Linked DNA regions of Mus musculus: all the other regions are linked to region 1. A link is a loop called in an ENCODE intact Hi-C map of the cell type or tissue named here. Cell type or tissue: gastrocnemius. All regions are shown on one strand.

Evidence for each region. Hi-C counts contacts between places; a loop is a spot of excess contacts. Peaks named below come from ENCODE experiments on the same cell type or tissue, not always from the same donor. Only the 100,000 strongest peaks of a DNase experiment are listed, where the experiment ranks them.
Region 2: it touches region 1 in a loop (2.9-fold over the local background); 7 of 42 quality-filtered maps call a loop at or near these places.
Region 3: it touches region 1 in a loop (2.7-fold over the local background); 5 of 42 quality-filtered maps call a loop at or near these places.

Annotation. Positions count from the first base shown.
Region 1 is chr8:84,971,215-84,979,214 of GRCm38, reverse strand. Prdx2 (peroxiredoxin 2) reads right to left here. Exons shown (of 6, transcript NM_011563.6): 4 at 7,806-7,928; 5 at 7,523-7,653; 6 at 4,404-5,215. The coding sequence ends at 5,130. It overlaps Junb (jun B proto-oncogene), which reads left to right and starts at 467. Exons shown (of 1, transcript NM_008416.3): 1 at 467-2,306. The coding sequence starts at 786. The coding sequence ends at 1,820. In gastrocnemius, CTCF peaks have their summits at 2,716, 3,602 (motif pointing left) and 4,807 (motif pointing left); DNase peaks (open chromatin) are centred at 2,579, 3,600, 4,805, 5,187 and 3 more places; H3K4me3 peaks cover 3,665 bases; H3K27ac peaks cover 5,925 bases.
Region 2 is chr8:85,067,648-85,075,647 of GRCm38, reverse strand. It overlaps Gm5741 (predicted gene 5741), which reads left to right and starts at 7,666. Exons shown (of 2, transcript NM_001195531.1): 1 at 7,666-7,846; 2 at 7,934-8,000. The coding sequence starts at 7,754. It overlaps Dhps (deoxyhypusine synthase), which reads right to left and starts at 3,891. Exons shown (of 9, transcript NM_001039514.1): 1 at 3,595-3,891; 2 at 3,032-3,196; 3 at 2,232-2,353; 4 at 2,049-2,145; 5 at 1,881-1,967; 6 at 1,331-1,436; 7 at 1,152-1,255; 8 at 789-914; 9 at 487-714. The coding sequence starts at 3,801. The coding sequence ends at 619. Wdr83 (WD repeat domain containing 83) reads left to right here. Exons shown (of 9, transcript NM_026399.2): 9 at 305-613. The coding sequence ends at 454. In gastrocnemius, a CTCF peak has its summit at 3,530 (motif pointing left); DNase peaks (open chromatin) are centred at 3,581, 3,926 and 7,473; H3K4me3 peaks cover 1,677 bases; H3K27ac peaks cover 1,730 bases.
Region 3 is chr8:84,842,573-84,850,572 of GRCm38, reverse strand. Calr (calreticulin) reads left to right here and starts at 3,642. Exons shown (of 9, transcript NM_007591.3): 1 at 3,642-3,865; 2 at 4,222-4,323; 3 at 4,508-4,711; 4 at 5,608-5,702; 5 at 5,790-5,999; 6 at 6,082-6,195; 7 at 6,365-6,508; 8 at 7,537-7,629; 9 at 7,729-8,000. The coding sequence starts at 3,775. The coding sequence ends at 7,926. It overlaps 1700122E12Rik (a long non-coding RNA gene), which reads right to left and starts at 3,426. Exons shown (of 3, transcript XR_106144.5): 1 at 3,253-3,426; 2 at 2,278-2,503. In gastrocnemius, CTCF peaks have their summits at 3,451 (motif pointing right) and 4,745 (motif pointing left); DNase peaks (open chromatin) are centred at 3,529 and 4,685; H3K4me3 peaks cover 3,660 bases; H3K27ac peaks cover 2,727 bases.

The sequences.
Region 1 (8,000 bases):
AGTTCTTTAAGCACTTTGTACCCGGGACCTCTGGTTAATTCCTAGGCCAAATGTTAACAATTGCCCCTGTTTTGTATCTTCTCTGTTTTCTGGGGTCTTCTACTGTATTGTCAGTTCACAAGCCACAGCTACCCTGGGTCCCACGAGACTTTTCCGGGGATATCCTAAGGTATCCAATCTCCACTTGCAGTGTATCTCATAAGCACCTGGCTGTACTCCCGCAGTTCTAGCCCCTATGTGCCTCGGCCCCTCAACATCCCTTTGCTTGTGTGTCTCTGTCTCCACAGCCCCTCCCCCTGCAGCCGCGCAGAGCCACCCGGCTCGTGGCCGCTGTTTACAAGGACACGCGCTTCCTGACAGTGACGCGAGCCGCCTCCTCCCCTTCCCCACGCTCTAGGAGGGGGCCGCGGGGGCCTGGCTCCCGCGTCGGCCAATCGGAGTGCACTTCCGCAGCTGACAAATTCAGTATAAAAGCTTGGGGCTGGGGCCGAGCACTGGGGACTTTGAGGGTGGCCAGGCCAGCGTAGGATCCTGCTGGGAGCGGGGAACTGAGGGAAGCGACGCCGAGAAAGCAGGCGCACCACGGAGGGAGAGAAAATCTCCGGAAGCCCAGCAGCGCCTTTACGCACAGCTGCCAACTGGCCGCTGCTGACCGTCTCCAGCTCCCGAGGACGCGCGACCGGACACCGGGTCCTGCCACAGCCGAGGACAGCTCGCCGCTCGCCGCAGCGAGGCCCGGGGCGGCCCTTCAGGGGGACCTTTCCCAGATCGCCCAGGCCGCCCGGATGTGCACGAAAATGGAACAGCCTTTCTATCACGACGACTCTTACGCAGCGGCGGGATACGGTCGGAGCCCTGGCAGCCTGTCTCTACACGACTACAAACTCCTGAAACCCACCTTGGCGCTCAACCTGGCGGATCCCTATCGGGGTCTCAAGGGTCCTGGGGCGCGGGGTCCAGGCCCGGAGGGCAGTGGGGCAGGCAGCTACTTTTCGGGTCAGGGATCAGACACAGGCGCATCTCTGAAGCTAGCCTCCACGGAACTGGAGCGCTTGATCGTCCCCAACAGCAACGGCGTGATCACGACGACGCCCACGCCTCCGGGACAGTACTTTTACCCCCGTGGGGGTGGCAGCGGTGGAGGTACAGGGGGCGGCGTCACCGAGGAGCAGGAGGGCTTTGCGGACGGTTTTGTCAAAGCCCTGGACGACCTGCACAAGATGAACCACGTGACGCCCCCCAACGTGTCCCTGGGCGCCAGCGGGGGTCCCCAGGCCGGCCCAGGGGGCGTCTATGCTGGTCCGGAGCCGCCTCCCGTCTACACCAACCTCAGCAGTTACTCCCCAGCCTCTGCACCCTCTGGAGGCTCCGGGACCGCCGTCGGGACTGGGAGCTCATACCCGACGGCCACCATCAGCTACCTCCCACATGCACCACCCTTTGCGGGCGGCCACCCGGCACAGCTGGGCTTGAGTCGCGGCGCTTCCGCCTTTAAAGAGGAACCGCAGACCGTACCGGAGGCACGCAGCCGCGACGCCACGCCGCCTGTGTCCCCCATCAACATGGAAGACCAGGAGCGCATCAAAGTGGAGCGAAAGCGGCTGCGGAACAGGCTGGCGGCCACCAAGTGCCGGAAGCGGAAGCTGGAGCGCATCGCGCGCCTGGAGGACAAGGTGAAGACACTCAAGGCTGAGAACGCGGGGCTGTCGAGTGCTGCCGGTCTCCTACGGGAGCAAGTGGCGCAGCTCAAGCAGAAGGTCATGACCCATGTCAGCAACGGCTGCCAGTTGCTGCTAGGGGTCAAGGGACACGCCTTCTGAGAGCCTCCCTTGCCCCATACGGACACCCCCAGCCTTGAAGGCTGGGCGCCTGCCCCCCACTGGGGTGAGGGGGGCAGGCGATGGGCACCCGCCAAAAGGCCTGGGGCGCAGCTCACACACTGGACTCCGGCCCGCCCGCCTGCGCCCAGTCCTTCCACCTCGAGGTTTACATGGCCCCCTTCCAGCGTATTTTGTATGTTTTTTTTTTCTGCAAAGAGACTGAATTCATATTGAATATAATATATTTGTGTATTTAACAGGGAGGGGAGAAGGGGGCTGTCGCGGCGGAGCTGGCCCCGCCGCTTGGTACTCAGCCTGCGGGGATACTAGGGAGGGACCTCCGCCCCCTGCCCTCCCCCTCTGCATAGTACTGTGGAGAAGAAACACGCACTTCGTGTCTAAAGTCTATTTTAAGATGTGTTTGTGTGTGTGTGTTTGACTTTTTATTGAATCTATTTAAGTAAAAAAAAAATTGTCTTTATTAATTTCTGTGGTCTCTTTTTTCTTCCAAGCTGGGCGGATGGAGGGAGAAGATTGGGCTACCCCAAGCACGGTGCTGTTTGTAGCTCGCTCCTTTCAGGTATCATAAGGTTCAGTACAAACGCCCAGACCTCCTATCCCCTGAGTCCTGGCACCAGACGCTGCGCAGGCGGGCAGTGGCGGGGAACAAGCTACCCAGGACAAAACGCGGAATGTGCAAGCATGACCCCGCCCAGCAGAGTGCGCCGGGGCTTTCCCCGCTGACGTTACGGAAGCTCTGCCCATATATGGGCCTATTCAGCTCAGTGACGCCAGCGCGGTCTCCGGGCAGATTCCGGGAATCCCCTCCCCCCCGCTCTGCCGGGCAGGGCCGCGGCGCCGGGAAGGGGGCCGGGATTTTCCCGAGCAGGCGGCTTTCTGGGCGCGGAAAGCCCCAGGCCCGGGTCCAGGGCGCCCGCGGCGGGAGGGCCGTGCTCTCATGAGCCCTGGGAGCCATCCGAGCGGCTTTCAACAGACCGGCGCCGGAGCCCCACCGCGCCCACGCCCCCTCCATTAGACCGACCCTGGCGGAGAGTAACTGCAGCCTTCCTGTAGTTGCAGACGCCGTCAGGGCAACTCCTGCCAGGAAGGGCGGCGCCCGCCCGCCAGTGTCCCCCTCCCGTGTGCCAGGCCAGAAGCCGGCGACTGCCAGGTCTGGTCCTGTCCCGGCAGTTGTTTGGGCAGCTGGGCGTCGCCACAACCCGGCTCCAGCAGCTGAGGTGGGAGGTTCAAAGCTGCTACTTGCTGTTGGGATCTGGGTGCCCTTGAAGCTGGAAGATCCAAGCGCAAAGGAAACCGTACCACTCAGGTGGAGCCGAGGAATAATTCAGTAGTGAAGGGAACGGGCCTCAAGCCTGTCTAGGCTACATAGTAAGGCCCTTTCTCAAAACAAAACAAACATAACCTGACCTCAAACAAACAAAACCCTCAGACACCGTGCAGACAGAAAAAAGGAAAGTAGATGGGGGTGAGTGAGACGAGATAGCTCGGCAGGTAGAGATGCTTAGATGCTTGCCACTGTTACCTAAGTTTGATTCCTGGATCCAGGAGGAAAAACCATTTACCTTCACATGCCTGAGAGCGCACGCGCACACACACACACACACACACACACACAACCTCTTAGAAAAAAAAGAAAGAGCTGGAGAAATAGCTTAACAGTTAAGGGTATGTCTTCCAGACCGTACAAGAATGCTGCTTCGCCTGAACCCACCTGAGAAAGCTCACAACCCCCCTTCAGTTTCAGGGGATGCAATGCCCTCTTCTGGCTTCCTTAGGCACTGCACCCTCCCACCCACAAAACACCACACTTTTTTTGTTGTTATAACGAAAGCAAACATGGTTTGAATATGGTGATGAGAGCCAGGAAGAGGAATATATGTTCAAAAAGTGCCTTCTGGGATAAGGGAGGCGAGCTCATCTACAGACTGAACTGTCAGCTTTCCAACAGATTTGCCAGTGTAGGTTCGGGACAGAGGAAAGGAGTGCTCCCTTCGATATAGTTCTTGTAGCCAAAGAAGCAAGATCATCTGAAGAATCCTAAGAGTGTGCCTGAAATGGAATGAGCCACAGTAAGGTGGATGACCTCAAGGGAGGCCCAACCAGAGGCTCTGAGAATACATTAAGTTCCAAGAGATAGCTCAGTGGGGGGCTCTGTGGTAGAGGGCTTCCAAATCATTCACGAGACTATGGATTCTATCCACCCCTAGCATGAGGATAAAAAGAGGGGAAAGAATTCCAAGGGGAATGAACAACACTCAGAAGGTATCAACAACAGCAGGACCCCAGAATAAGCAGAGGCTGAAGGAGTCACAGTGTGGGGACTCTTGTGTCAAAACATAAAGTAAAACTAATGACCAGATCACCCTTGTTTTGTAAAATGAAAGTGAAACTCAGAAAGAAAAGCTACCCAAGTGCATACAGCTCAGTGAAACATCCACCTCCTAGCCTAACCAGCACCCGTTCTCAGCCACTCTCACTACCGGTCTCACTCTCCTGCCCAGAGTACCAGACAAAAAATTGGGTCAGAGCCTAGAGGTTCGCAAACTTGAACTCACAGGGCAATTTGACTTTAGTTTTTATTCCCATCCAATGTAAAAACCCAGTGAAGATCCAGCTGTTACATATCATTTTATATAGTTAATGGTAAGATATGGACACTGGTCTAAGAGCCAGAATCCAGAAGTAAACTGCCGACCCCTATTTTTTTTTTTTTACAGAAGTATTTATTTCATGTCTATGCACGTTCTGCCCATGTTCACGTGCATGCCTGGTGCTGGAGGATCAGACGAAGGTGTTGGATCTGGCGTTAAAGAGGGTTGTAAGCAACTATGTAAGCTCCAGGAATGGAACCTGGATCTTCAGGAGAAACATAAAGAGCTCTTAAAGAATCCCTCCAGGCCTAGTAATTATTTGGTCTCACTGTGTCCCACCATGCTCAGACCATGGCGTGAATGAGGTAATGCCTCCACCTTGTGGTGAAGAGGCATAACTACAGAGTCAGTTGCACAAGCCAGAGTGTAAACTACTAAAACTACTAAACACACACCAACACAGACTTACACTGTCCCTAATACTTTATTGGTTTCCTATAGACCTGGGCCCAGCTAGGTGTGCTCAGGGCAGGATCACTATTCACCAGATTCCAGGTGGGTAATGAGAAAACCTCAGCCTAGACTCCAGCCCCTTCAGAGAGTGGAGGAAAATCTAGCATTTTCTGGGCCAGCACAGGACATCCAGGTTGGGGCACAGGTGAAATCCAAGCTTCAGGCTCACCCATGTTTACCCATCTCAGTTGTGTTTGGAGAAGTATTCCTTGCTGTCATCCACATTGGGCTTGATGGTGTCACTGCCGGGCTTCCAGCCAGCAGGGCAGACTAGAAAACACACAAGGATGAACACGTGAGGCTCAGCTCCACCACCAAGGGCAGTGGCAAGCAGTTCATTTGAGAGCACAGGCAGCACAAGAAAAGGCTGGGAGCTAAAAGCCAAACAGGTTGCATGTGGACAGAAGACTCCGTTCAGACCAGTTTGAAGTGACATTTTTCTGTCCCATCATTTTGTTTCTTCTGTCCTTTGTTTTGTTGTTGTTGAGGAAATCTAACTATGTAGCCCAGGCTGGCCTTGAACCCATGGTGATCCTATTTCAGCCTCCTAACTGATAAGTATCACCATGCCCAGCTCCAAATGCTGCAGTACTGAAATATAAGCCTTAATCTTGTGCAAGACAGACAAGCACTGTACACCTACTTGTCCTTCAGCCCTTTTTTCTTTGCTTTTTTAAAGAATGGGTCTCTGGCTGGCCTACAATTTTCTCTGTATCGATCAGGTTGGCCTCAAGCATGCATTGATCTTCCTTCCTCTGCTGCCCGGATGCTGGAACTATAGGCATGTATCACCAAATCTTCCCTTTTCATTTTAAAATGGAATCTCATTCTGTAGCTACCCTGGTGACCCCCTGCTCCTAAGTGCTGAGGTCACAGGCCTGAGTCACAGTGCCTCGCTCCTTCAATCCACTCTCTCCCTTAGCCTTAACTCTACTAACCTTTGCATCTATGGTCAGCTTTCCCTTCCACATGCTGAGGTACTGTGACTGGGCTGGAGGCATAGCTCAGTGAGTATTCACTGAGTGTGTGTAGTTGTGTTTGGGGCTTTGCTTTGATCACTAACACACACTCACACAAAGAATTTTTTAAAGGAGGAGGGGGGGATGGCATCTTGTGCCTTTAATCCCAGCACTGGAGAGGTAAAGGCAGGCAGATCTCTCTGAGTTCAAGGCCAGTTTGATTTACATAGCTAGCTCCAGGCCAACATGAATATATTGAGACCCTTTCCTTAAAAAAAAAAAATTATACACACACACATGGTGGAGGGAGTGAAAAAAATGGGAGTAACTCTTGGGACACTTCTCAAATACTTTTTTTTAGGTAGGCTCACATACAGTTTAGGCTGAATTCACTAAACCCTTAAACTCTGATCTTTGCTCCTTAGCATCCCAAGTGCTGGCATTCCATGAATACACCAGCATGGCCAGTTTTATGCTGTCCTGGGGACTGAACTCAGGGCTTTGTGAATACCAGGCAATCACTCCACCAACTAAGCCAAATTCCCAGCTTGAAATCTGTGAATAAGCCTGTTAATGCACTGTTTTCTTTTCTTTTTCTTTTTGTCTTTGTTGTTATCATTTAAGAAAAGGTCTCGTTCTATATCACAGGCTAGCTCAATCCTGTCTCAGCCTTCCTTCCTCGGTCTTCCAAGTGTTGGGATGACCCAGCATTCCTAGTTCAAATACCTTCTGTAGAGCTCTGCTAGCTCCCAACTCTCCCCCTTCATGTACTAATAATCCCTGCCCCATCCTAGACACACCCTGCAGGCAAAGAACTGAATTCTATATGGGGCTCTATTTTTTTAATATGTTTTGCATGTATATATTAGTATGTATTTGTATGTATGTATGTATATTTTGCTTTTGAAGGTGTGTGCCACCATGCCATATCCTATTCATTCTACCACTTCTACCATCAGGACATAAGATCCTGGGTTTCTGTTTCTTTTTTTAAGGTTTATTTATTATTAGTAGATAAGTACACTGTAGCTGTCTTCAGACACCCCAAAAGAGGGTGTCAGATCTCATTACGGATGGTTGTGAGCTACCATATGGTTGCTGGGATTTGAACTCAGGACCTTTAGAAGAACAGTCAGTGCTCTTACCCTCTGAGCCATCTCGCCAGCCCAAGATCCTGTCTTTTATTATTATTTTTTTTATTTTATGTGTCTGTGCACCGAGTGTGCTTGGTACCCCAGGATGTGGTGAGCATAGACTTGGGTGATAGGGCTAGAATTTGCTCTTTTGCAAGAACAAGTGCCCTTAACCACTGAGCCAACTCTCCAGTTCATCTTGTATACATGTTTATCTGTGTACCATGTGCACGCCTGGTGCAGGAAGAGGTCAGGAGAGAGCATCAGATTCCCCGAGACTGGAATTATAGATGATTATGAGCCACCATGTAGATGCTAAGAATCCAGCCCCGGTCCTCGGAAAGAGCAGCCAGTGCTTTTACCTGCTGAGCCATCTCTTCAGCCCTGGCATGGGACTTTAATGTTTATCCCACAAAGATGCTGGAGCAGACAATTCATTCATGCTGGGCAGAGCTGAGGCAGCCTTTCCATTTGTGAATACTCACCTTCCCCATGCTCGTCTGTATACTGAAAGGCCTGGACTAGGCGGAGAGCCTCGTCTACAGAGCGTCCCACAGGTAGGTCATTGACTGTGATCTGGCGAAGGACACCCTTGGCATCGATGATAAAGAGACCCCTGAAGACATGAGGGCCCACAGTGAGGATCTGGGAGACCACCTGCTGCCAGAACAGGAAGGGGACACTCCCACACACACCCCCACCAGACACAGTGGTCCCTTTAGCTTTGAGGAGGGGGCTCCTGGAGCTGGGCTGAGGTCCCTGCTGTACCTGTAAGCAATGCCCTCATCATTTTTCAACACGCCGTAATTCTGGGACAAGCTTTTAGTCACGTCAGCAAGCAGAGGGATATTCAGGGGGCCCAAGCCTCCCTCCTTCCGTGGGGTATTGATCCTGAAGGTGAGAGAGACATGGTTGGTGCCTTAGGATGCCCAGGATAGTAGAAGTCTCCCCCATGGGCCTCCA
Region 2 (8,000 bases), 96 kb before region 1:
AAATATGAAGGATGGATGAGGGGAAAGCAGGAAAGATATTTGAAGCAAGGGGAATAGCATATGCTAAAGGACTTGGAGAAGGTGGTGGCTGTAGCTGGTTCCAGGTGGGTCACAAGGAAGGCTGAGCTAGGTGCTTTCTATACCCAAGGCTAGCAGTCTCTAGGCCAAGGGTGTGGCTCAGTGGCAGGGTTTGCCTAGCATTCTCAGTACCAACAGAAAGTCAGGGACAAGCTGACTGAGGACTTCAGGCAAGATCTCAAGGAGACCGACTGATAGTAATAGTTCCCCACCACTCATTCCTTAGGGTGCCTTGGCACTGGCCCTGCCTGTGGGTTCTAATGTGGTACAGTCACTGGCTTACCATCCCACGGAACCCTGCCTACTGACTGCCATGGGAGGCAGCATCCAGTACTGGCGAGAAGAGACCTATGAGGCAGAGGGTGGAGCAGGCTGAGGCTTACGGACCTGACACCAAGGATGCAGACTGACTCAGAAAACCCAACCAAAGGGCCATTTATTCTAGAGATGCTGCTGACCAAGGAGTGGGCCTAGGGAGGGGCTGGCATGTAAAGTAATAAATAAAGGTGTGGCAAAAAGCCTCAGTCTTTACCAATCTTCTTAGTCTTCATTCTTCTCAGCTCTGAAGGCATCTGCCTTTTGGGCGAATGTCTCAGCCACCAGCAAGGGGAAAACCAGAGAAGCATCAGCATAGACCTGCAGAAGACCTCAGTGAGCCCTGGAGCCATGGGCAGCCCACGGACCCTGCACCCTGCCCTGCCACCATCTACCTTTACTGGCTGTGCGTCCATCCGGATCTTGCCCCAAGAGACAGCCTCATCTGGCCGGGCTCCGGAGTCTGAGCCATCAAACTCCTGGGCTGTGTTGATATAAACAGCGTAGTCTGCTCCATTCCTCTGTGGGTAGAGGAAGCCCTCGTCAGAAGCCGTAGAAGGCTGGGTATGATGCAGAGGAAGGCCTAGAGAGCTTTTAGGAAGGGCCCATCAGTGCCTGAGGCTGCCACAAACCATCCGCAGGAGACCACACCTACCTCTGCTCCCACTACAGCACTATTCCATGCCTCCGATCCATTCCCCTTCACCCCACAGCCACCATATAACACAGTGGGGACGGTCACAGGCCACTGCACTCACCATGAGGTTAGCGTTGGCAATGTGGTGCTTGACCACACCTCCACCCAGGATGATCATCCCAGAGCGCTTGGCGAAAATGGCCTGCGTGTTGATGAGTCGCAGGTCTGTGAGAGGGCAGAGGTCAGGCCTTGACCTCGGCGGGCTTTCCTCCCCCTCCTCCCCGGGCCTTAGCACCTCACCTTCAACAATGTCCAGGACCAAGCCTGGGTTTTTATAGGAATGGAAGAAGATCATGTCACCCAGTGAGCCATCTGTGAGTGCTGGACTCAGCACAGGGATGTGGTTCTGGTGGAGACAAGACCAGTCAGCAGCTACAGCTCACACCCCAGGAAAACCCTGACCCCCAACCCAGTGGCGTCCCTCCCAACCTGTGTAGGCCACTCAATTTCTCTGCTGGACATGACCCCTCTGTTCTACATGTGGAGGCAGAGTGAGGAAAACCACACATGGCTTGAAGGTGCTGGCACACTGAGCACTGGCTTGTCACTTCCAGACTCTTGTGCTGCACTGTCCCTGGGTGCACAGTACCCTGGGTCAGGCCCCACTGACTTCTAGGGTACTACACTAAATCCCGGGAGTGTAGGGGCATAACTAGGAGAACCTTGCCATCAAGTGATACACCTCGTCTAATTTGGGGAGACCAAGAATAATTATAGAGACGCTCAGGTAGCTACAAAGACAAAGTCAGTACAAGCCAAAGCCTGGGAATACCGTCCCCACCCAACCCACCTTATGGGCCCAATAATACACAGAGTCTGGGTTGTTGATCTCCTTCCCAAGCCGGGAGATCATCTTGGAAGGTGTCCACTTCACACCCTATCATGGGAGAGAATATCGTATTAGCTCATATGTCTTCTGACTCTTACTATGCAGGTCCCCGAGCCCTTCCAGCCCCACCTCTGTGTTCTGCTCCAGCACCATCTGGTCCAGAATGGGCATGAGCCAGTCCTCAAACTTGCAGTAATTGTCATTCGGCACCAGCAGGTTTCCAATCCTGGAAATGGGAGCCATGCGGGCATGGGTCACGGGGATCCTCTGCCCAGCTTCCCCGCCCCGACCACTACTCAAAGCCTCCCTCACCTGTTGATCCCACTCTCCCGGAGCTCCTTCCCCCTGAGGCTGAACTCGCCAAGGTATGTGGGCGCCAGGCATTTGATGAGATCTTCTTCCACACCTCCAGCAGTGGTCACCAATACATCCACCTGTGGTCGGTCGCAGGCAACACTGACCCCCCCTTCTAAGCAGCAACCTAACCTGGGTGAGCTCATCCAGACCTAAGCATGAGCGCTACAACAAAACCAACTCCAGGCCAGGCCTCCCTCTGCCTGAAGCAGACCCACAGCCAGAAAAAGTGGCACGGTCTTGCGATCCCAGCACTCGGAAAGGAGGCTGAGGCATGAGGACTGCCGGGATGTCAAAGAACAATACTCCATCTCCTCACACCCTTTTTTTTTTTTAATCTATTTTGGGCGGTGGTGGTGCATGCCTTTAATCCCAGCACTTGGGAGGTAGAGGCAGGCAGAATTTCTGAGTTCAAGGCCAGCCTGGTCTACAGAGTGAGTTCCAGGATGGACAGCCAGGGCTATACAGAGAAACCCTGTCTCAAACAAAACAAAAACAAAAAAGACTAAAAGATGTATTTAATATATGTGAATACACTGTCCCTCTCTTCAGACACACCAGATCTGTAATGGCATCAAAAGATCCCATTACAGACGGTTCTGAGTCACCATGTGGTTGTTAAAAAGCAAACCCAAATCTTTCACAGGACCGCAAATAATCTCTGAGCCTCTTCATTTCTCTTAACTGAAAAATAACCCTTTTTTTTTTTTTCCTACTGGCCCAAGGAGGCTGGGGTTCCAGAGCTAACGTGGACCCACCATGTTGTGCTGCACGAGGTATCGAATGGTCTCCCGGATGCCTGAACTGATGAGGTTGGAAGTATAGCCCAAGAAAATGGTGCAGCCTGTAAGTGGGCGGCGGCTCTGAGTCAGGTCTGCGTGATGATCTTCATCTACAGCCAGTGGCTCCAGTTTTTTCTCAATCTGGTCATAAGGGCACAGGAAAGTTGCACTAAGACTCCAAACCTCAGTTGAGGTACCCTACCTGGCCTGGATTCCAGAGGTTGATTGCACTCAGGGAGACTACTACAAAACCAAAGCACAACCCCTGGGCAGACCCTAACCCTCCCATTCCAGGTCCAGGTCTGTCACTTGATGGTTTGAGAACCACCCAGTATCTTCAAGTCTCCTTCCACCGGGAAAATCGAACCCCGGGCTCCCCTAGCGTTAAGCTCCTCCTACAAAGCCCTTTTGGATTTTTAACTCCAAGCTCCACCCATCGCAGAACTCTAGTTTACCCGGACTCCGCCCTCTCCCGGACGCTCACGCGGAAATCCGCGCGCAGCGGCCCGGCATCCCGCCCGGGTGGCCCCGCGCCTCACCATGGCGTTGACTTGCTGCACCGCGCGCCCGAAGTTGGTAGCCTGGAAGCCGGTGGTGCGGTAGGCGTCCAGAAGCGCATGGTAATCTACGCCGCGGTTGAAGTCGTAGCCTTGGACCTGGGCGCTCTCGGGCGGCAACGCTGAGCTGTGCTTGAGCACGGCGGCCAGCGCCGAGGAGGGCGCCGCCCCTGGCGGGGTCCCTTCCATGTGCTCGCGGCCGCTCTCAGGTCTCAGCAGCCTCGGCGCCCTGAGACCCGCAAAATCCCTCAGCGAGGTCGGCCGGAGCCCAGGAAGTGCGACTCGAGAGCCTTGGGGGCGTGGGGCGACGAAACCGGAAGTCACTTGGTCTCGTGACCTTGGGCAGCGCCCGCCGTCCTGGTAGCCGCCATTTTATCCCTGTGTTCCGTACATGTGGTCCAGGAGCTGTTACTGAGCTTCAAGCATAGGGAAGTGCCTAGTTTGCAAGCTGTCTCTCTGTCCAAATATTCTTGTCCCCCATGAGCGAAGTGATTGTTTCTTGGACGGTGTCCTTGAACACGACTTAGGGCATCAGGCAAAAAAAAAAAAAAAAAAGAGTTGCAGCCTTTTGTCAAATGGAATAGTGTTTTCTTTTGATGCTTCTTCCAGTCTCCACAAACTTTGTTGCCTCCTCTTTTCCCCCTCCAGCCATAGCTCAATTTTAACTGGATCATGGGCCTCTGGGGAGGCAGGGATGACTGCCATCTATTTACCACGAGAAGCTTGCTGAGAATCTATCATGCATCCTCTTAATGATACACTGAGCCTAGGACAGGGGCACCCCTTCTTCTGGTTTGTGTAGTCTAGACTAGAAATAGTGCTCTCTGCTGGAAGCTGAGATTTAGCAATGGACAAGACCTCTGACCTCCCGGTGACCATAGTATGATGAAACAGAAAATGGTTTAGTGATTAAACCAGGCTTGGGACACACTGCAATCCAGAGGTCGAGGCAGAAGAATCTCGAGTTCCAGGCCAGGCTGAACGATAGAGAGCAGGACCCTGTCTTAACAAAAGGGACCTGTGTGGCTAGGGAAATAGATGTTAGTATGGTCCTTGCTTTTTGAAAAAGCAAGAGTGTGGATTGTATATGTGCGTTCAATTACCAGAACTCAAGGGGCTTGGGGGTTGACAATACCAGTAATTCCAGCTCTGGGGAAGCAGAGACAGGCAGATCCTTGGGATGGGGCCTGCAGAATGACTCAGTAGCCAAAGGCTTACGATAGAAGAAGAGTCTGGATTCCCATACATTCTCTTCTGACCGCCACAGCAGGCCATGCATGCACAAGGTCATAACACAGGCTTGAGGACCAGGTGAATGTCTTCTGAGAGTGACATATGAGGTTGTCCTCTGGCCTACAATCAATCAATCAATCTCTCTCTCTCTCTCTCTGAAGAGGAGGAGGAGGAGTTGGTAACCTGAGCTGAAGGAAAAGGTGATTGGTGAAAACTGCCAAGACCAGAAGACCCAGAAAATTCCTATTACATAAAGACTTCAGAGACACTATTTTTCCAACGATCCCCTTCATTTAACCAATATCTGCCATCAGTGCCCAGTACCACTACCTGGAGGGAGGTCTGCATACATCCGGGAGGGCAAAGTGACTTGAATCCATGATACTTATCACCTCCTCCTCCTCCTCTAGGGAAAAAGTTGAATGAAGGTAGCTATGGCTACTCTGACTAAGATAGTGATGGCGGGGGGGCTAGAGAGATGGCTCAGCTGTTAAGAGCACTGACTATTCTTTTTTTGGTTTTTTGAGACAGGATTTCTCTGTATAGCCCTGGCTGTCCTGGAACTCACTCTGTAGACCAGGCTGGCCTCGAGCTCAGAGATCCGCCTGCCTCTGCCTCCCAAGTGCTGGGATTAAAGGTGTGCACCACCACGCCCGGCACAGCACTGAATATTCTTAGGAAGGTCCTGAGTTCAAATCCCAGCAACCACATGGTAGCTTACAACCATCTGTAATGACATCTGACGCCCTCTACTGCTGTATCTGAAGACAGCTACAGTGTACTCATATAAATAATAAATCTTTTTTTAAAATACATATACATATAGTAATGGCTGTTATGCTCAGAGTCACCATGATCAGCAAGCAGAGGGAAGAGCAGGTAGGGACATAGCAAGAACTTGGTCTCTAGGCTGGTAAGACATGACTTATTGGGTAAAGCCTTTTGTCAGGAGGCCTGGATACCTGAGTTCAATCCCAAGGCCACCGTGGTAGAACAGGTTCTCAGAATGTTAGCCTCTGACCGGTTTCACATGCAACTACCTTACCCTCAACGCACACAATAATTTTTTTTTTTTTGAGACAGTCTCACCATGGAACTGACTGGCCTGGAATTTATTATGTAGACCTGGCAGCCTCAACTCACAGAGATCAACCTGCCTCTACCTCCTGAGGGCTGAGATAATGAATGCAATTTTAAAATAAAAAATTATGCGTTTGTTTGTTTTGGGTTTTTTTGTTTTTTTGTTTTTTTTTTTTTTTTTTTGGTTTTGGTTTTTCAAGACTGGGTTTCTCTGTGTAGCCCTGGCTGTCCTGGAACTCACTCTGTAGACCAGGCTGGCCTCGAACTCAGAAATTCACCTGCCTCTGCCTCCCGAGTGCTGGGATCTGTGCCACCACTGCCCCCAACTTAAGATAAAAATTGTAAAAGACGTTGCTGAAGCAATCCTCTTTAGAGAAATCAACACCAGCACCTTGATGTCAGATTTCCAGCCACCCAGGCAACAATTCCCAGGGTTTATACAATTCACTCTGTGGCTTTGTTGGAGCAGTTCAGCCAGGCTAATACCCTGGTAAAAGAAAGAATGAACAAATGAATGAACAGATGAACAGTGTCAGGATAACCCTTAAGGGACAAAGGGGAAGGATGATAAGCAGGCTAGGTGTGATGCGAATCCCAGGCTGGCTACTCAAGGGGATGAGTCAGTGCCATCTTAGCCCAGGAGTCAAAGTTTAGTCTAAATGATATAGCCCCTGTCTGGGTAATAATGGTGTTGATCACGTAAATAACAGGAAATTCCAAGAGGTAATCTGGTAGACTCTGCAGAGGATGAGTTTACTGTAAGAGGCCTCAAAACAAGGGGACATTCTCTTCATTTTCTTGACAGGGTCCCTGTGTGGCCCAGGCTGCTCTCTAAATCCTGGCTCCCAGCAGACAATCTTTCCAGCTCTGCTTCTGGAGTAGCTTTGCATATACATAATGCCAACCACTCCACCTCCCACCCCAGATTGCTTCTTGTTCTGTTTGACATAGAGCTTTATGTAGCCCAGGTCATCCCTCACAGTGACAGGATCACAGGTGGACACCACCATATCCAAAACAGCCAGGAATGAAGCAAGGCATAGGATAGCTGGCAAGGACCCAGTACTGTACTGGTTCAGACCAGTGGGGCTGGGCTAGGGAGAAAGGCAGGTGGCATGAGCAGGAAGAGCAGCAGGAAGCAGCCTGAGAATTTCACTTAAAGGTTGACATGAGGGTCCATGAGGCAGAGAAGGAGGTGTCTGAGGGATGAAGGCCTTCGAGATGGATGCTGGTGCTGGATGCAGGTCTGGGAGTGAACGTGGTAAGACGGACGAGACGCAAGAGTGACTTGAACAGGATGGCGAGGTCAGCGTGGGCTATGAGACCATCTCAGAGCCCCATTAGAATTTTAAAATGAAGTGGAAGAGAGTTATTAAAAAGACAGTTTGGAGTTCAGAGAAGAGCTGAGCCAGGCTACTTATAGCCTTAGGGGGCAGAAGGAGCAGAGAGAAAGGTCTGCTGGGGACAATCCACAGATATCCAGCAAGTCAGAGTCCCACATCCCCCAGGCATGCAGCCAAGTCCCCCAGGGGAGCCAAGAAACAGGTGACACCAAAGCAGCCACTGGGCCTCCTGGGGAACAGACCCCTTCTGTCACAGCAGCTGCCACTGTTGTTACTGGTGACATTTCACTGGGTCCTGGCTTCAAAGTCTCTGCAGGGTCTGGGAAGGGGGTTGAAGAAGCCAGGTCAGTATTGGGGAGAGAGCCAGAGTAGGGTAGGTGAGGCTGGAGCAGGCAGCCAAGCGTGTTCAGGCGTCTTCAGGACCTAAAAGGAGCTGCAAAAGCTTGGAGTCTCAGGCTTGCACGGCCCTGCGCACCTTCTCCCAGATGTCTAGCAAGGTGGCCACTGGCAGTGACATCGGACAGGCCCGTCGGGCAGTGGAGCAACTGCGGATGGAAGCAGGCATCAACCGCATAAAGGTGAGGGTTGGGACAGCCTGGGGGTGGGCACAGCTGTGTAGGGAGGAGGTGGATACCCAGATGTGGCTGACATGATGGGGTCTGCAGGTATCCAAGGCAGCTACAGATCTGCTGCAGTTCTGCACTGAACAGGCCAAGAGCGACCCCTTCCTTG
Region 3 (8,000 bases), 130 kb after region 1:
ACATCTTTAATCCCAGCAGAAGCAGGGAGATCTCAGTAAGTTCCAGGCCAGCCTGGTCTATATCTGTATCAAAGACCCTGTCTCAAAGTGGGAAGATGGCTAGGTAGTAGTAGAGTAAAAACAGAGTAACTTTTGAAAGGGCAAGACATGAGTCCAGGAGCTCCAAGCCAGTCCTGGCAATTTAGTAAGACCCTTGTCTCAAAAATATAAAAACAACGCAGATCACTTTTATGTGCATTGGTGTTTTGTCTGCATGTGTAAGGGTATCAGATCCTCTGGAACCAGAGTTACAGACAGTTGTGAGCTGCCATGTAGGTGTTGGGACTTGAACTCAGGTCTCCTGAAGAGTGGCCAATGCTCTTAACCCCTGAACCATCTCTCCAGCTCCACTTATGTCACTCTTTTTTTTTTTTAAGATTTATTTATTTATTATATGTAAGTACACTGTAGCTGTCTTCAGACACTCCAGAAGACAGAGTCAGATCTCGTTACGGATGGTTGTGAGCCACCATGTGGTTGCTGGGATTTGAACTCGGGACCTTCGGAAGAGCAGTCGGGTGCTCTTACCCACTGAGCCATCTCACCAGCCCTCTTATGTCACTCTTAGCTTATTAAATTGGTTAAATATTAAATAAACAACTTAATATTCCTGTCCCTCAGTCTTCCTGACGGGTGTAAAGGAACCTGGTTTGTTGTGAGAAGCAATACCATGTCAACAGATGCACACAGTATTTGGTAACAACAATCTAACAGTGGACCATGCTTCAGACTTTTTTCCAGTATAGTGATGAAACGCAAACCTCACGCTTTGCTAGACAAGGGCTCTATCACAGAGGTATACATCCCCAGTTCTGAGACACTCCAAAACATGATTTGAGCCTGTTACACATTATTTCTAGCACTTCCTAATTCCAACCCTATAGTTAAGTCATGTATTCAGGTTTCATCAATTTAGGCCCCTTTCTCTCAGCTTCAAAAATTTGTTTTCCCCCAATGATTTTTTTTTCTCTTGTGACACGGTTTCACTGTGTAAGTCTGGCAGACCTAGACTACAGTAAGTACACCAGGCTGACCTGGAACTCACAGAGATCCACTAGAACCCCGGCCCTCCCAATGCTGTGATTAAAGATGTGCTACCATACCTGATTTTTTTTTTTACAAAGATTTATTTATTTGTTTTATGTATATGAGTGCACTGTAGCTGTACAGATGGTTGTGAGCCTTCATGTGGTTGTTGGGAATTGAATTTAGGACCTCTGCTCGCTTAGGTCGGCCTCACTCACTCTGGTCAACCCTGCTCGCTCAGGCCCAAAGATTTATTTATTATAATACGTAAGTACACTGTAGCTGTCTTCTGACACACCAGAGGAGGGCGTTAGATCTCATTACAGATGGTTGTGTGCCACCGTATGGTTGTTGGGATTTGAACTCAGGACCTTCGGAAGAGCAGTCAGTGCTCTTACCTGCTGAGCCATCTCATCAGCCCTACCTGATTTTCTTAATTAAAAAAAGAAAAAGAAAAAGAAAAAGAAAAAAAAAGTGAGGGGTTGGAGAGATGGCTCAGTGGTTAAGATCATAGACTGCTCTCCCGAAGATCCTGAGTTCAAATCCCAGCAACCACATGGTGGCTCACAACTATCTGTAATGGGATCCAATGCCCTCTTCTGGTGTGTCTGAAGACAGCTACAGTGTACTTACATATAATAAATAAATAAATCTTTAAAAAAAAAGAAAAGAGAATATAGTGTTTGTGTGCATGTACCTGCATTACACATCACAACATAGTGTGGAGGTCAGAGGACACCGGCTCTCACCGTCCACCTTATCTGACACAGGGTCTCTCTTCTTTTCTCCTGCTGCATTGCAAGCAAGCTGGTCAAGTGTGATTCTCATGTTCCTGCCTGCTATCCTGCTGAAGTATACTGCGTTTACAGTTGTGCATTACCACATTCAGGGTTTGTTTTTTTTTTAAAGCTTTTAATTTTTATTTTATTTGTATAGATGTTTTGCCTGCACGTATGTCTCTGTACTATTTACACATCTGGTGCCCACAGAATAGGGCTTCAGACCCTCTGAAACTCAAATTACCTGGTTTTGATCCTTCATGTGTGTGTGCTGGGAATAGGACTGGGGTCATTCAGAAGAGCAGCCAGTGCTCCAAACCAATCTCTCCTGTCCTTTATTTCATTGTGTTAAAGCAGTGTATCATTTAACCCAGGCTGGCCTCAAACTCACTATGCAGCTGAGAACTGAACTTTTGACCCCTGCTTCACTCACCGTCTTGGGTACTAGGACAAAGCAGAAGGCATCAAGCATATGTGTCAGTGGCACAGGACTGGAGGGAGGGTCAGGTCAGTCACAGGTCTGTCAAGATCATGTTGAACTTGGGTGTCCTCCAGTGGGACCTTCACCAGCAATGCTGAGTTCTGTACACTGCCTGGGGGACAGGGTGGAGACCCAGCTTCTTGACCTCAAGTGTCATTGCTTGACTGAGTTCCTCTCACTGCAAAGGAAGCACGCCATTTTTGTAAGGATTCCTTCTGCGCAGTTCATAGTCTTGTTTCAGGGTTCCCAATTCCTCAGTTTGGAAACACCTCCCATCCCCCATCCCCTACAGGTACTGTTCTTCCTCCTCCAGGCAGCAGGCAGAGTCACATGATTTGAGTCAGAGGACTCCAGATCCAAGGGTCCTGCTTATCTCACTAGAACTATCACCATAGCCATCTGTGTCCTTTTTCCTCCTCAAACGGCACCCCTTGCCTTCTGCCGTTTATTGCAAAAGCCAAGTCGTTTGTGGGAGACCACAAGAAGTGACTCCTTTCATTCTCCAGCTTAAGAGAAAGAGAAAAAAAAAAAAAACAAAAATCAAAAAACCCCTACTTCTCACCCAAGAAAACACGCTTACACTCACACCCCTGAGACTTCTGTGTTTCCTGCTCTTGAACCGTGGACAGCCCTAAAAGGTTTAAAAGCATTTCTGTCAAGATAGCTCAGGGTCACCCCTGTTGGCTTCTGACATTTCAGGGAGGCGAAATGACTTGTATCATGTCACACAGGCTGCAGGGAACTACGGGACGAGAGGAGAAAGCTGGTACGTTCTCTATGGCCTGAACAACTGTGGAACCAGAATGCAGCGAAACCTCAGGATCCTGGCTGGCCCTTGACCTTATCCTGAATAGGAAACGCTCGCCATCGGTGGGCGTTCCCTAGGTGCAGGACAGACGGAACGTGAAAGTTGCAAATAATCCTTACTTCTTCCCTCTGACCAGAGAGGATGGGAAAGGGCCGAAGCTAAGGACCCGTCTCGGTCCCGCACCGCACGGTTAACACCTGGTACCGCTCGCGCGGATTCTTTAAACGACTCCTAGCGAGCCAGAGACTCTCAGCAGCAAGGGCGGGGTTGGGCTGAGGTTCAGTCACGTGACCGTGCCTGAGTGGGCTAGCGGCCCCCACCCCACCAGGGGGCGTCCCCCACAACGCGTGGTCGACCCTCATTGGCCCATAGTGCGACCAATAGAAATCAGCCATCTGGGATCCCAGCGTTCCGAGCCACAGCCTAACTTGCTGAGCCAACTGGGAAGCAATGGAAAGGGACAGCTGTAGGTCTAAACCAGTCAAAAGGACCGAGGGGCGGGCTCAGCGGCTGTGTCAGGTTCGGGTGAGAGGTAGGTGAATATAAATTGAAGCGGCGGTGGCCGCGTCCGTCAATACCGCAGAGCCGCTGCCTGAAGATCGTCTTAAAAGGCCTGTGTGCCGCCGCCCCCTCGGCCCGCCATGCTCCTTTCGGTGCCGCTCCTGCTTGGCCTCCTCGGCCTGGCCGCCGCAGACCCTGCCATCTATTTCAAAGAGCAGTTCTTGGACGGAGGTAAGGTCTGGGCCCGTCTCGAGGCCGCTTAGCGACTGCTGGGCCCCGAGACCTCGGCTGCCTCGTCGTGTGTAATGTAATTACCGTTCAGAGGGCCAACACTGTGGCCCCAGAGGGACTAGGGCCGCGGGCGGTTCCATGTGTGCGTCCTTGTGGGACTAGGAAGGCTCAGCCGTTTCCCGCCCCCAGAGTTAGGATTCGTCCAAGGACCTGAAGCCCATCGAGATGTCAAGTTTGAGGTTGGGATGGGAATCCCCTTCCCCACCCCCACCTGCTTGTAGCTCCTGACAGACGTTGGTTATGGGGGCGGGGGTCGGACGGCCCCGCTAATCTGACTCTATGCCCTTCCCTTTCAGATGCCTGGACCAACCGCTGGGTCGAATCCAAACATAAGTCCGATTTTGGCAAATTTGTCCTCAGTTCTGGCAAATTTTACGGGGACCTGGAGAAGGATAAAGGTACAAGGGAGTGGGTGCAGGACAACTTCCTGGAGGAAGCTGTAGTCAGCACATACATCTTGTTGGGGCTTTTCCCAGGAACACGGGAGCCAAGGACAGGTGGAGGAAGGAAGGGAGGTCAGCCGTGCCCCTCTAGGTCTAGGGTATTCCGGGTTCACCTGATGACAGTCCCATTTCATCACAGGGCTGCAGACAAGCCAAGATGCCCGATTTTACGCACTGTCCGCCAAATTCGAACCCTTCAGCAATAAGGGCCAGACACTGGTGGTACAGTTCACGGTGAAGCATGAGCAGAATATCGACTGTGGGGGCGGCTACGTGAAGCTGTTTCCGAGTGGTTTGGACCAGAAGGACATGCATGGAGACTCAGAATATAACATCATGTTTGGTGAGGGGCCCCCAGCCAGTGCTGACCTCTGCCGGTTGGACAGTGGGTGCAGACTGAAACCCTTTGTAACCAGAATGCTGATCTTCATACCATGGAAAGCACTTGAATGATGAAAATTTTTGTCCTGAAGGACAACTTTATTAGTTGGTGTACAATATTACTTGAAGACTTATATTGTTCATTTGTATGATATTTTCTACGTGTTAATAATTTTAGAAATGATGCTAATGACAGGGTCTAAAAATCAGTGAAAAATCTGAGCATGTGCATATTTCTTCTGTACTCAAGTATGAAAGGGTGTGCTAGTGTGAAGGTCAGAGGGCAACTTTGGAAATCTCTTTTGTCATCTGGGTTCTAGGATCAAATTTGGATTGTCAGGCTTAGTGGCAAGTACCTAATTTACCACTGAGCCATTTGCTGGCCCCAGAATGGTAATCGTTTCAGATTTGTAGTCTTTTATGCCTTTAATGGATGCATTGAAGTCAGATGTATAACTGTTCCTGAACAGTTAGGACTTTGTATAGAGAACCTGTCTCAAAAAAACAAACAAACCCCAACCAAAACAGGTTTTTATTTCTGGATAGCGATGGCTGTGTATATGTGTAATTCCAGCATTCAGACCACTGAAGTAGATCAGAACTTTAAAGGCAGCTTCAGTTAAATGTAACAGTCTCCTCTGTCAAAAATAAAATAAGAGCTGGAGATAGAATTCAGTGGTTTCAGAGAACACAAGCTCAGTTCCCAGCACTCACACAGTGTCCTGTGACTCCCGTGCCCACTTCAGACCTCTGCAGGCTCCTGTGTATGCATGGTATATAGTCACAAATAGATGAGGTTAGGTCTCCCTTTCTCAAAGGATAGAGCCTGCCATCAGCCTGCATATGCTTCCTACATAGGTCCGGACATCTGCGGTCCTGGCACCAAGAAGGTTCATGTCATCTTTAACTACAAGGGCAAGAATGTGCTGATCAACAAGGATATCCGGTGTAAGGTGTGCCTGGGGTAGTCATTTAAATGGCTGTCATGGGAGGTCCCGGCAGCCTGGTGGGAGGGACTGCTCACCTCCTTCCCTCTTCAGGATGATGAATTCACACACCTATACACACTGATTGTGCGGCCAGACAACACCTATGAGGTGAAAATTGACAACAGCCAGGTGGAGTCAGGCTCCTTGGAGGATGATTGGGACTTTCTGCCACCCAAGAAGATAAAGGACCCTGATGCTGCCAAGCCGGAAGACTGGGATGAACGAGCCAAGATCGATGACCCCACAGATTCCAAGCCTGAGGTTAGTGTTGGGAGGGTAGCTCCACCTCTGTCATAGAATGGAGGACATCTGGGTCCACTTTGACCTCCACGTGTACTCCTAGGACTGGGACAAGCCAGAGCACATCCCTGACCCTGATGCTAAGAAGCCTGAGGACTGGGATGAAGAGATGGATGGAGAGTGGGAACCACCAGTGATTCAAAATCCTGAATACAAGGTAGGCTTGGGTGTTTGGGTGTGGCTCCCTGGTGGGATGTTTCCTTGGGTGCTATGATTAATGTTGCACTGCAGAAACAAACCAAGATAGGCCTTGGGGTCCTAGTCGGGGTTGTTGGCTGTACTGTGGGATGTGTCTGCCTCTCTATTCATCTGGTTTTCTTCTACAGGGCGAGTGGAAACCACGTCAAATTGACAACCCAGATTACAAGGGTACCTGGATACACCCAGAAATTGACAACCCTGAATACTCCCCCGATGCAAATATCTATGCCTATGATAGTTTTGCTGTACTGGGCCTAGATCTCTGGCAGGTGAGACATAGGAAAGACAAGGGTTCCTGGCAGACCTCAAGTCAGGATCATACTGGTTTATCTGGAGGGAAGAACAGGCAGAGGCACCAACCCTAAGGTGTTCTGAAATGGTCCGCCTAATGAGGCATTTCCTGTTTTATCTCCTTTTTCTTACTCAAGAAAGATGGTTTATTGTTAAAGCATTTTTATGTGTATGGTTATATAGAGGTCAGAGGAAAACTTATCAGAGAAGTTGGTTCTCTTCACTATGTGAGTCCTTGGAATCAACTCTGGTCATTAAAAAAATCTTGGCAACCAAGTGCCTTCATTTGCTGAGCTATCTCTGCCTCCACTGAGCACTTTTCTCTTTTCTGCAGGGCTACTTGGCATGTGCTAAGTCTTTTGCCAAAGTGCCCCTGCAAAATCACCTGGGATTACCCAGTTACAGCTCTGCTCACTGCCCACCCTGGCTACATAACCAAATAAGATTTTAAGAAACATTGGTACCGAGTTTTTGTTGTTGATGTTTTGTGTCTAGGCCAGTTCTTGGCATGAGTTGGAAAAAGAGAGCCCCAGAATGCCTGTTTTATAGAGAAAGTAGTGTGGAAAGTGAAGCCAGTAGTCCATCCAGGTCATTAGGGTGTGAGTTCTGGAAGCATGGCTTCTAAACTGTAATGCTCCCAGGATCACAGCTCCCCCCACCCCGCAACCCCCAGCCAGGCAGGCTGGTCTTGGTGTATGTATGTATGGTATGTACTGACTGGCCTAAAATTCTTTACTTCTGCCTACCTTCTCAGTGCATCAACTTACATACTTGCCTGTCCCACCCACTTTTCTTTTGGACATGATCTCACTATAATCCTGTTGGCTTGGACCTCCACAAGTAGTCTGTCTTCTCAGAGCTGGGATCTAAGGCATGTCCTACCACACCCTGCTGCCCCACACATTTTGGTGGATTCAAAGACTAGGAAAGGTGGGAATAGAGGCCTGTCCAGAGCCAGGACTGCCAGAAGTCACTGCTGACCACCTGTCTTTCCGTTCTTTCCCAGGTCAAGTCCGGGACAATCTTTGACAATTTCCTCATCACCAATGATGAGGCCTATGCAGAGGAGTTTGGCAATGAGACGTGGGGTGTTACCAAGGTGGGTCAGAGCTCTTTGTTTACTCTAGGGGTCATCTGGGAGGACTGGCAGACAGATTTGAGCCAGGTATTAAAAGATATGGTTGGTTGGTCCTCACAGGCTGCAGAGAAGCAGATGAAGGACAAGCAGGATGAGGAGCAGAGGCTTAAGGAAGAAGAAGAGGACAAGAAGCGTAAAGAGGAAGAAGAAGCTGAGGATAAAGAGGATGATGATGACAGAGATGAAGATGAGGACGAAGAAGATGAGAAGGAGGAAGATGAGGAAGAATCCCCTGGCCAAGCCAAGGATGAGCTGTAGAGGCCACACCACCTGCCTTCAGGGCTGGACTGAGGCCTGAACACCCTGCCGCAGAGCTGGCTGCTCCCAATAAT